Regions from separate parts of the Mus musculus genome. Here region 2 is linked to region 1. The links are chromatin loops, found by intact Hi-C in ENCODE. Cell type or tissue: gastrocnemius. All regions are shown on one strand. Each heading gives the region's core, and the rest is flanking DNA. Links, peaks and the distances in the headings are about the cores only.

Region 1 (4,387 bases), core at 301-4,300:
CTTAGATCTTTGAAGACCTTGATATTATTTCCAGCTTTAAATATTTTTCATAAAGCTTTAAACTATAGTGTGATCAAATTTATCATTTTCATTTTTTATTATTGTTTATAATTTGAAGAATTTGTCTATGGGCTGAGGCAATAAAAATGTCTCCTTCTAGGCCACATAGCATAGACTTATAACCCTATGAGTTTTACCTTAGGAGGTAAATGCAAGAGAGTCTCAGTTCAAGACTATCCTGGGCTACATGGTGAGACCCTGCCTCAAAAAACCAAAACAACAAATTAAAATATTTTTGGTTGTGAGTCTAGACTTTAACAAATTAAAAAAGATGTTCTCCTATATTCTTCTTTAAAATTCCAAAAACAACTTTTCACATTTATATATTTAACCTATTTCAATTTTACATTTATATATGATAAAAGTGAGGCTGATCCTCTGGACTTTAAAAAATTCATTACTCTGTGTGTGTATGTGCATGCACTTGCACATATAGACATGTATACCACACACATACACCCGGTAGGAGGATCAAGGACTCAGTCAGTTCAAAAAATGGGTGGGGTGAGGCAGGGCAAGATGGTTCACCAGGTAAAGACATTTGCTACCAAGCTTGATGACCTGAGCTCAAGCCCCATGACCCACAGAGTAGAAGGAGAGAGCTGCGAGTGTCTTCTGACCTCCACTTGTATCCATATCACACAAATAAATAATAGATGTAAAATATGAAAGGAAGCTGGAGATGCCAAAGGTTTTACTCTCATCAGACTATGAAAACAGAAAACGACAGGTCTGAGTTCTCCATTTGCCCCTGTTGGCAAGGGGTCCTTGAGGAAGTCACTTAATTGCCTTCTTTTGTAGTATACTGGGGGTTGACCCTGGAGTCTTGTATGTACTAGACAAGCACACCTATTGATTATATTCCCAACTCTACTCTTGAGTCTGGGGGTGTGGTGAGGGAATGTAGGGTAGGGGCACACAGGCTTACTAAGTTGTCCTCACAGGCTGGCTTTAAATTTGCAATCCTCCCTCCTGCCTCAGTCTCCCAAACAGCTGAAGCCAAGCATGTTCCTTCTTTGAACAGCAGCCTCTTTACCTATGAGTTAACAAGCAAAGCATTTAGAAGTGTGAGAAGTACACGCTTGAATGCCCAGAAAATACTCCACTCCTCCTGCCTTTGGCTAGGTTTAGGGACGGTGATTTAGCAGCAGAAATCTGTGTTCAAAGTTACTTTCTTATAGGCTGGGAGCTTGAAACTTTATATTTTTTCAGGTATCCATTCCCATAGGCCCTCAGGTGCCATTTCAAGTCTTAGATTCTTATCTTGTTTAACTTTGGGTCAGGGAGGACTGGATGTGAAGGATCACAAATTGGCAGCTACTAAGGTACATGGCGACCTTAAGATGAGATATTTTAGAGGTTTCTGATGCCTATCGGCTAACCTATTCCTTCCATTTAATTAATTAGTTAATTAATTAATTTATTTCCTTGAGGTAGACTTCCTTCAGACTGTAGTTCCTAACTGCCTTCGGATGCAAGGCACCCCTCCTTCTGCCTCATCTGTGATAGTATTGCAGTTATGGGCCTAAGCCACCATGGATGTCTTAGTCATAGATGCCATCGGTCTTTCCAGATATGCCTTGGGTCTTCAGAGCATCTCATACACCCTCACTTACAGTTCCCATGTTGTAGGCATCTAAGTGTGGCACCTCTCAGAATAGGAAGAGAAGAGAAGCAAGAAATACTAGGTTTGATTTATCAGGCCTATGCTGCCAAGATGGGGGTTGGGCTGCTCCTAAGGGGATGGGTTCTCCATACTGTAACCACCCTTTCTGCTTAGGACTTCAGTAACCCTTGGGAACGACCACAGAATGGAGACTAGCCAGCTGTCATTCAGCTCCCTCTGCACTTTAACTCCAGCATCTGTCCTCTTCCCCACCTTCTCCAAACACACTAGGCTAGGACCGTAGGCTTCCTTTCTTAATACCCTGGGCAGAAGCTTATACGTTCCTGCCTCACAAACCTGCCAGCAAGTTGGTAACAGCTTCTTCACCTGTCAGGAGGAACCTTGAGTATAATACGCGCTGAATAAAAAGTATAACATATAAAACACTTAGAAATGTTCAATAAGCTCTGTTCTCTTTCTTAACCAACCTAGTGGCTTATTTCCCACCTCCAACTCTCCAGCAACACCTTAAAAGAGACCTGGCAACTTCCAAGCTTGTTCACCTTTCCTCTAGTTTCCAGCTAGCTGCAGAATAAAAGCCCTTCAGAAACTGGGCTCGGGCTTCCCTCCTGTGGCACCAACACGCATTAGCTGGTCTTAGTCAGATTGAGCCTCTCAGTGCATTCCTCCCTCTCCGCCTTCCCTGGTCTGCAGCCCGGAATGCCATCTCCGCCTCTGCGCTCGCTTGGGCTTCCGGTCTGGTCCAGCCCTAGCTGGCCCATGACGCCTCTCGGAACAACAGCTTCGCTCACCCTGATCTCTTGCCCCGAATTTTGTCAGTAAAGCGTCCTGTCATTCTGGAGGGAGCGTCGGGAGCGGTTTCCCTGGGGAACTGCAATCCGAAGAGGATCACTGCTGTTTTCGGAACTTTCCCGAATCCCCTGACGCCTGCGCTCCGGGTTCCAGCTCGCTCCAGATGCAGTGGCAGTCGGTCTGAAGTGAGGGCGTGTCTGCTGCAGGTGGGGATGGGTGGAGGGGCTGGGTTCGGTGCCACCGGGGCTTCCACCCGAGAGGTCACTAGCAAAGGAGAGGCGTGGTTATACGTTTTTTTGGGGGGGGGGCGCACGTCACCGGCGCAGCGGGGCATCCCAGGGTCTTGTAAATCTGTAGGGAAACTGAGGCCCGCGGGAGAGTGAAATGGTCAGGGTCACCGGGCGAGGGACTTGCTCAGGCCTGAGCCCCCTCGGGCTCCGGGGAGGCAGTGGTGGTCTGTCTTGGCTCGAGCCTCAGAACTAACCCCCACCCCCCGTTCGGACCCCCAGGCCCAGGGTGGGCGGCGGAGCGCGGGTCTGGACGGCAGGAAGGAGCGCAGGGGGCGGGGGCGGGGACGAGGCCGGGCGGGGCCGACACAGGTGCTCCTCGTCAGGCCAGCGCCGCGGAGCTTTATAAGCCGCCGGGGTGCGGAGTCGTGCGCTGCTCGCTGCAAAAATAGTGCCCACGTGTGTGCGCGTCCCGCGCCGCACAGACCCGCCGGCCCGCGCGCCCGCCCGCCCGCCAGTCCCTTAGGGCCACGCCGGACCCCATGGCTTTCTCTCTGGTAAGAGCCGCCGGGGCGGGGCGGGGCCGGGCCGGGCGGGGCTGCTGTCCCCGCCGGCCGCCTCGGCTAACGGTCCGCGCGCAGTCTCGCCACTTCACAGGGCCCCCTCACCGCCGCCCGGGTTAGCGTCCCGGGCGGGGCGCCGGTCACATGCCCGCGGTCGTGGGCCTCGTGGAGCGGTGTGGGGCGCGCGGGGAGGGGCAGGGAGCTTCCTCGTGACTCAGGCCTTTGGGCTTAAAGGCGCCGCGGCCCTTCGGGGGCGACCGCCGGGGCCTCGGAGCTGCACTTGCACAACTCTCGGTGGCCTCGAACATACGTCCAGACAGGAGCCGGCCGCGCGGACGGGCGCCCGGACGCCAACACTTCCTTTTTCCGCAGCCGTCGCACGGGAGAGCTCGAGCGGCCGGCCGGCTGGCCGGCGGTGCCCGCGGCTCCCGTCTCTCTCTTTCCTTCTCTCTCTCTCCCCGAGAGTCGCCTTGGCGTCCCGCAGGAGGCAGGGGCTGGCGGCTCGCTGCGGGCGGCGCAGCAGCGAGCCGCGGAGACCCCCTCAGGCTGGGGCGGCGCAGGGGGAGACGCGCCACGACGGCGCTGACATGGCTCCTTTAAAGCCGAGGTCTCGGGCCCCTCGTGCGGGCCGCGCTCTTTCCAAGCCCGGGGAAGTCACGTGGCTTCACACGTTCGATTGCTCCCGGAGCCCTAGCCCCGAGGGTGGACCGGGCCAGGTGAGGTCGCACGTGCGTGTGACCGGGCTTCGAGGGCTGTCCCCGGGAGCCTCGCGGGGCTGGGGGGCGCGGGCCCGGAGGGGAGGAGGAGTTGAGCAGCCCGCGAGGGGGCGCAGGCGGGAAGCCAGCTAGTCCTCGGCGGCGTCCGCTTGCCTCACTCGGGCGGCCTGGCGGGACGCACTCATGTGGCCTCGAGGGTGTCGCTCAGCGTTTCTCAGCCAGCAAGGCCAGGTGTCCAAATTCGGGGGTGTCGGGTTGCAGATGGGCTCGCGTGGCCTCCAGCCCTGACCTCTGGTTTGGGGGAGCGGAGGCTGGACGCTGGGCGGGTAGGGCTGACAAGGCTGCTTCACTGGGGGCCTAGACGCAACGGGGTGTGTGTGGGGGGAGGCCCATGCCTAGGCA
Region 2 (4,387 bases), core at 226-4,225, 88 kb after region 1:
CTTACCTACATACATGTGCATATATGGGCACACCCAGAGGAAATAAGCAGAAGTTTTCTTAAGAAACAGTCACTATGACTATCAAGGAAAAGGTCCTTTAATAGTATGTCAAGGCTATATACCCCATGTTGAGGAATGAAGTGATATACAGCCAACATATCTTAATTTTTTTAATGCTGAACATAGCACATGATTTTAGTGCTTGTACAGATGAGGAAAAACTTGCAAAAGTACACAAAGTGGCATCTATTGTCTGTCTAAGCATTCCAAACCTGGTGTCTTTTGTTCTAAACCTCCCATTCTTCCTATTAAACCCCTTTTCTGTGACCAGAACCTTAATATGTTAGACCAGACTTAAGGTAACCTCATGTAGCTAAGTAAGAAGCCTGGGGTGATCTGTTCATTGATGAAATCTCTTAAGATGAGGGCACTTGACAGACACTTCCCACTCGCTTTCCACCCTTGGTCTCAGTTCATCAGCTTAACCACCCACTGGATTTGTCTTTCTAAAGCCTTTCCCCTTATGACTCTTCTGTATGCAGCATTACTCAGCAGGAGAGTGAAGTGACATTTCAAATCTACCTTGAGGGACCTGGAAGAAAGAACTCTTAATGGCCACTTTGTACAGAAGCCCAGTGGGCAAGTGAGATACTCAGCCTGAGGATGCCAGAGGACATGTCTATTCTAATTCCCTTTTAGAAGTCTCATGAGATTAACCTATTCATCTCCTTTGGTTTCTGTCCTGTTGACCAGTTGAATGTAATGTTCCCTGTGCTGTTTCATTTGCAGACTTCCCCATTGATCCATAGGGTAGAGCAGCCTGGGATGATACAAATGACTTTTGCTCTGCTTTCCCAACCTTTTTCAAACTGTTAATGAGCCAGCATTCAAAATAGGTTTAGGCTTCTCCAATATGGAATATGGATGTCCAGGGCACAACTAAGTTTTCTTGCAGATTTGCTTCAACTCTCTGCAGGCAGCCTCAGAACTAAGGGTACACATAGGCTTCCAGTATACAGCCATACACCTAGGATTGGAGTGATGGCTCCAAGATTTTCCCTGTGACTGCACTTATAGATTACAAGTATTTGATGATTGTGTCCTGTGAGCTTGAGCTGAGAGCTGTGTCTTGTGATAACGGCCTCCAGTCCCAACCCACTACTGTTGCCAGTGCTAACATCAGATCTGGGCACCTTTAGACTCTTGGAGAGGGAGGCAGGCTTCAGAAAATTCCAACAGTGACTCAGCTGAAAAACTGGAGACCTGGCATAGAGAGAAGGCTGAAAGTAGAGAAAGTTTAAAATCAGTCTAAAAATAATTACTGCTGATTTGGTCTCTTGTGCTCTGAAATGGCATTAATGAGTTGGAACCTTCTGCCGGGTTGGGCTGTAAAGGGACAGTCAGGTCACTCGAGGGCATCTGACTGTGGGTCACAGTTTCCAGAAACTTGGCTCATTCTGTGGGCTGAAAGAGATCTCAAGCCAGCTTAATTCAGATTTTCCTATTGTTGGCATTCATTTTATCCCTTTATCAGCTGTGCATTTTCTTTATATGTGTATACATATTCTTTGTGAACAATTTTATCTAGATTTGTTTATAACAGAGCAATAATGAACTTTGGGCAGTTTAAAATAGATATATTCACTTATTAAACTATTATTTTTACATTCCAAATTTCTTTGGGCAGTTTAAAATAGATATATTCATTTATTAAACTATTATTTTTATATTCCAAATTTGTCCTGTGCCCAGTAATACAGTAATGTCTTTTTATGAATGTTTTACCTTAGCCTTTAATGACTGAGCCATCTCTAGCCCCATCAATTCTGTAGCAATTGTCTTGCTTTTTAAAACACGTATCTGCTTGAAGCAATAGGCCTTAGCTCCTTTGCTTCTGTTCAATGTGAGCTTTTTACAGGATGCAGCTAGTTCCGGCCATCACTTTCCCGAAAGTATTATATTCCATGTCATTCTTTTTATTCTTTATTGTTCGTGGTGCTGTGTTTCTCTGCCTCTCTGCTTCTTCCCTACTTCCACACAGTGTTTTTAGAAATCAGACTCTTTGTGAAATGCCCTGTATAGTCATTTTGGCTTTCTATGTCCTTGAATGTTAGTCTTCATTATACTGTAAGAGCTTTATTTATACGCTCCAACCTTTAAATTAACATAAATAATTTCATATGAAGCATGTTTGGGTGTAGTAAGGGTATAGTAATTAGGAACTTAAAGTAATAAAACATAGGGATTTTGGCTGGAGTTTTCAAAGCTTTAGTGTATCTTTAGTGTATCTATCCTCACAGGGATCTTGTTAAAATGCAGATTCTGGTTCAGACCTCAAGTGGTGTTTTAGGTACATTTTAATGAGTTCTTACCATGGCCATCCCTAACTTTTGAGACCTTTCTTTTTAGGTCCCCTGAACTTCTGGTAGGTGAGATTTATCATCTGTGGTTGATGATCTTAAAAGATTTGAACAAAAAGGAGATGTGCTAAGGACATGAAAATAAGTAGACACAAGGTCTCAGTAATGATTGCTGTAGCTAGTGAATGATGCACTTCTGTACTGTGCTCTGCTATGGGATGGACATTGCTAACCTCAAAACTTTGTTAAGATAGGCTAATACTTATTAGGATTTAGGGAAAGATTCATATCTGAGATGTGTTTTGATGTTCAGTGAGTGGAAAAGTTGCTGTTAGTAGGAACTTAACTGAACCTGGTCCAAGTCATAAAATAGATGACTGACCATCTCTTGAGAAAGTGGAATCAACTAGTGTGGGTTGTTATGCCATTTTCTATTTGGATAGGCTTGTTACCATAGTAGAGGATTCCTTTTGTTGGTGTTTGAGGAAGATGGATCTTACTATGTAGCTTTAACTAACTTAGAGCTTGCTGTGTAGACTAGACTGTCCTGGAACTCACAGAGATCCACCTGCCTCACCTCCAAGTCTTGGGATTAAGGGAATATGCCATCAGGCCATGCTCATAGTAGAAGCTTTCTGTAGATAAAATTCCTGTTGTTGACAAGATAATTTGCAAGAATTCCAAGATACTAACAGTTTGCAAGTTAGCTGAGATAAATAGAATTTGTAGCTGGCAAAACATGTATCAATACAAGTGAATATAATAAACTGGAGGGAAGGAGGAAAATCACCTGTATTGACTACTGTGTTGGTTTGGGGCTATTTAAAAAGCACTTACAAAACAAAATCAAAACCAATTTGGGTAAAAGCATAGTTCCCATAGCCCATTCTTGTCCTTAGTGTCCCTAGCTATGACCCCTTTAAACTACTTATTTCCTTTTACAATTTTTTTCATATGTCTTTGTGCTATGTGATGATGCAAAAACACAGGTCTCACCTAAAAGAAAATAGAGGTCATTTATTTTGGAGCCCAGTATGAATGACCATACCTTGGGAACACAAATTCAGGTTTCCTCAAATATCGTGTTCCCAATGTGGTAACAGTTTGATGAAATTTTTATAGTAACAAAAGACAGTCATAAATTAAAGCACTTGAAAAATACACTGATGATAGCCAGGTGTAGTGGTTATATGTTGTAATCTCAGCACTTGGGAGATGAAAAGATCACTAGTTTGAGACCAGCCTAGTGTACATAGATAATTCCAAGCCAGCAGGTGATGAATGGTAAGACCCTGACTCAACAAACAAACAAACATTGATTGAAATGCCAAGTAGACAGGTTATAGCAAAGCTAAGAAGTCTCTGCTATAGACTTCAGATATTATCTGCTGACATTCTTAGCCTTTGGGCATAGTGGAAGCTTAGGGCTTATTTATACAGCTCCAAAAGAATTTTCTTAAGGGGTACATGTGGTGGGGGAAGGGGGAGAGGGAGGTGTGGGGAGTGAGAGAGGCAGAGATCTAAAGGGTTTCATTAGGGTAGTTTATAAGATATAGGCACCTTAGTTTTCCAGTTGTTTCATTGCTGAAGAAACTGTTACTCCTCTGTCAGCTGCACATAAACCCTCAGGGAGGACAGATCTGAAGCTTTTAAGTTGCTGTTTTGCCAGGTATGAAACCTGTTTGTTTTCTCAGCCTCATCTACCTCATAGTTATTCCTCCCCACCCCACCCCTTTCTACTTGCAAGTACTTCCCCATCTCAGAGTCTTTCAACACCTTGCTTTTTCATTTGTTTGGCTTTGGTTTTTGTTTTTCTAGACAGGGTTTCTCTGTGTAGCCCTGGCTGTCCTGGAACTCACTCTGTAAACCAGGCTGGCCTCAAACTCAGAAATCCGCCTGGCTTTGCCTCCTGAGTGCTGAATTAAAAGCATGTGCCACCACTGCCTGGCATTTATTTAAACCCTGAGTTCAGCTATCAACCATGGATCTCTCAAATGTCTGTTTGGTTAAACCTATCCAGTGTTTCG

Evidence for each region. Hi-C counts contacts between places; a loop is a spot of excess contacts. Peaks named below come from ENCODE experiments on the same cell type or tissue, not always from the same donor. Only the 100,000 strongest peaks of a DNase experiment are listed, where the experiment ranks them.
Region 2: it touches region 1 in a loop (3-fold over the local background); 6 of 42 quality-filtered maps call a loop at or near these places.

What each region holds. Positions count from the first base shown.
Region 1 is chr7:81,453,510-81,457,896 of GRCm38, reverse strand. Cpeb1 (cytoplasmic polyadenylation element binding protein 1) reads left to right here and starts at 3,139. Exons shown (of 12, transcript NM_007755.5): 1 at 3,139-3,263. The coding sequence starts at 3,249. In gastrocnemius, for the core only: CTCF peaks have their summits at 2,298 (motif pointing left) and 4,065 (motif pointing right); DNase peaks (open chromatin) are centred at 2,718, 3,036, 3,307, 4,072 and 1 more place; H3K4me3 peaks cover 2,259 bases; H3K27ac peaks cover 2,316 bases.
Region 2 is chr7:81,365,010-81,369,396 of GRCm38, reverse strand. All of the region lies in intron 3 of Cpeb1 (cytoplasmic polyadenylation element binding protein 1), which reads left to right. Among named protein-coding and RNA genes, the nearest start is that of Rps17, 22 kb to the right of the region's middle. In gastrocnemius, for the core only: no CTCF peak of the experiment used is centred there; no DNase peak of the experiment used is centred there; H3K27ac peaks cover 2,136 bases.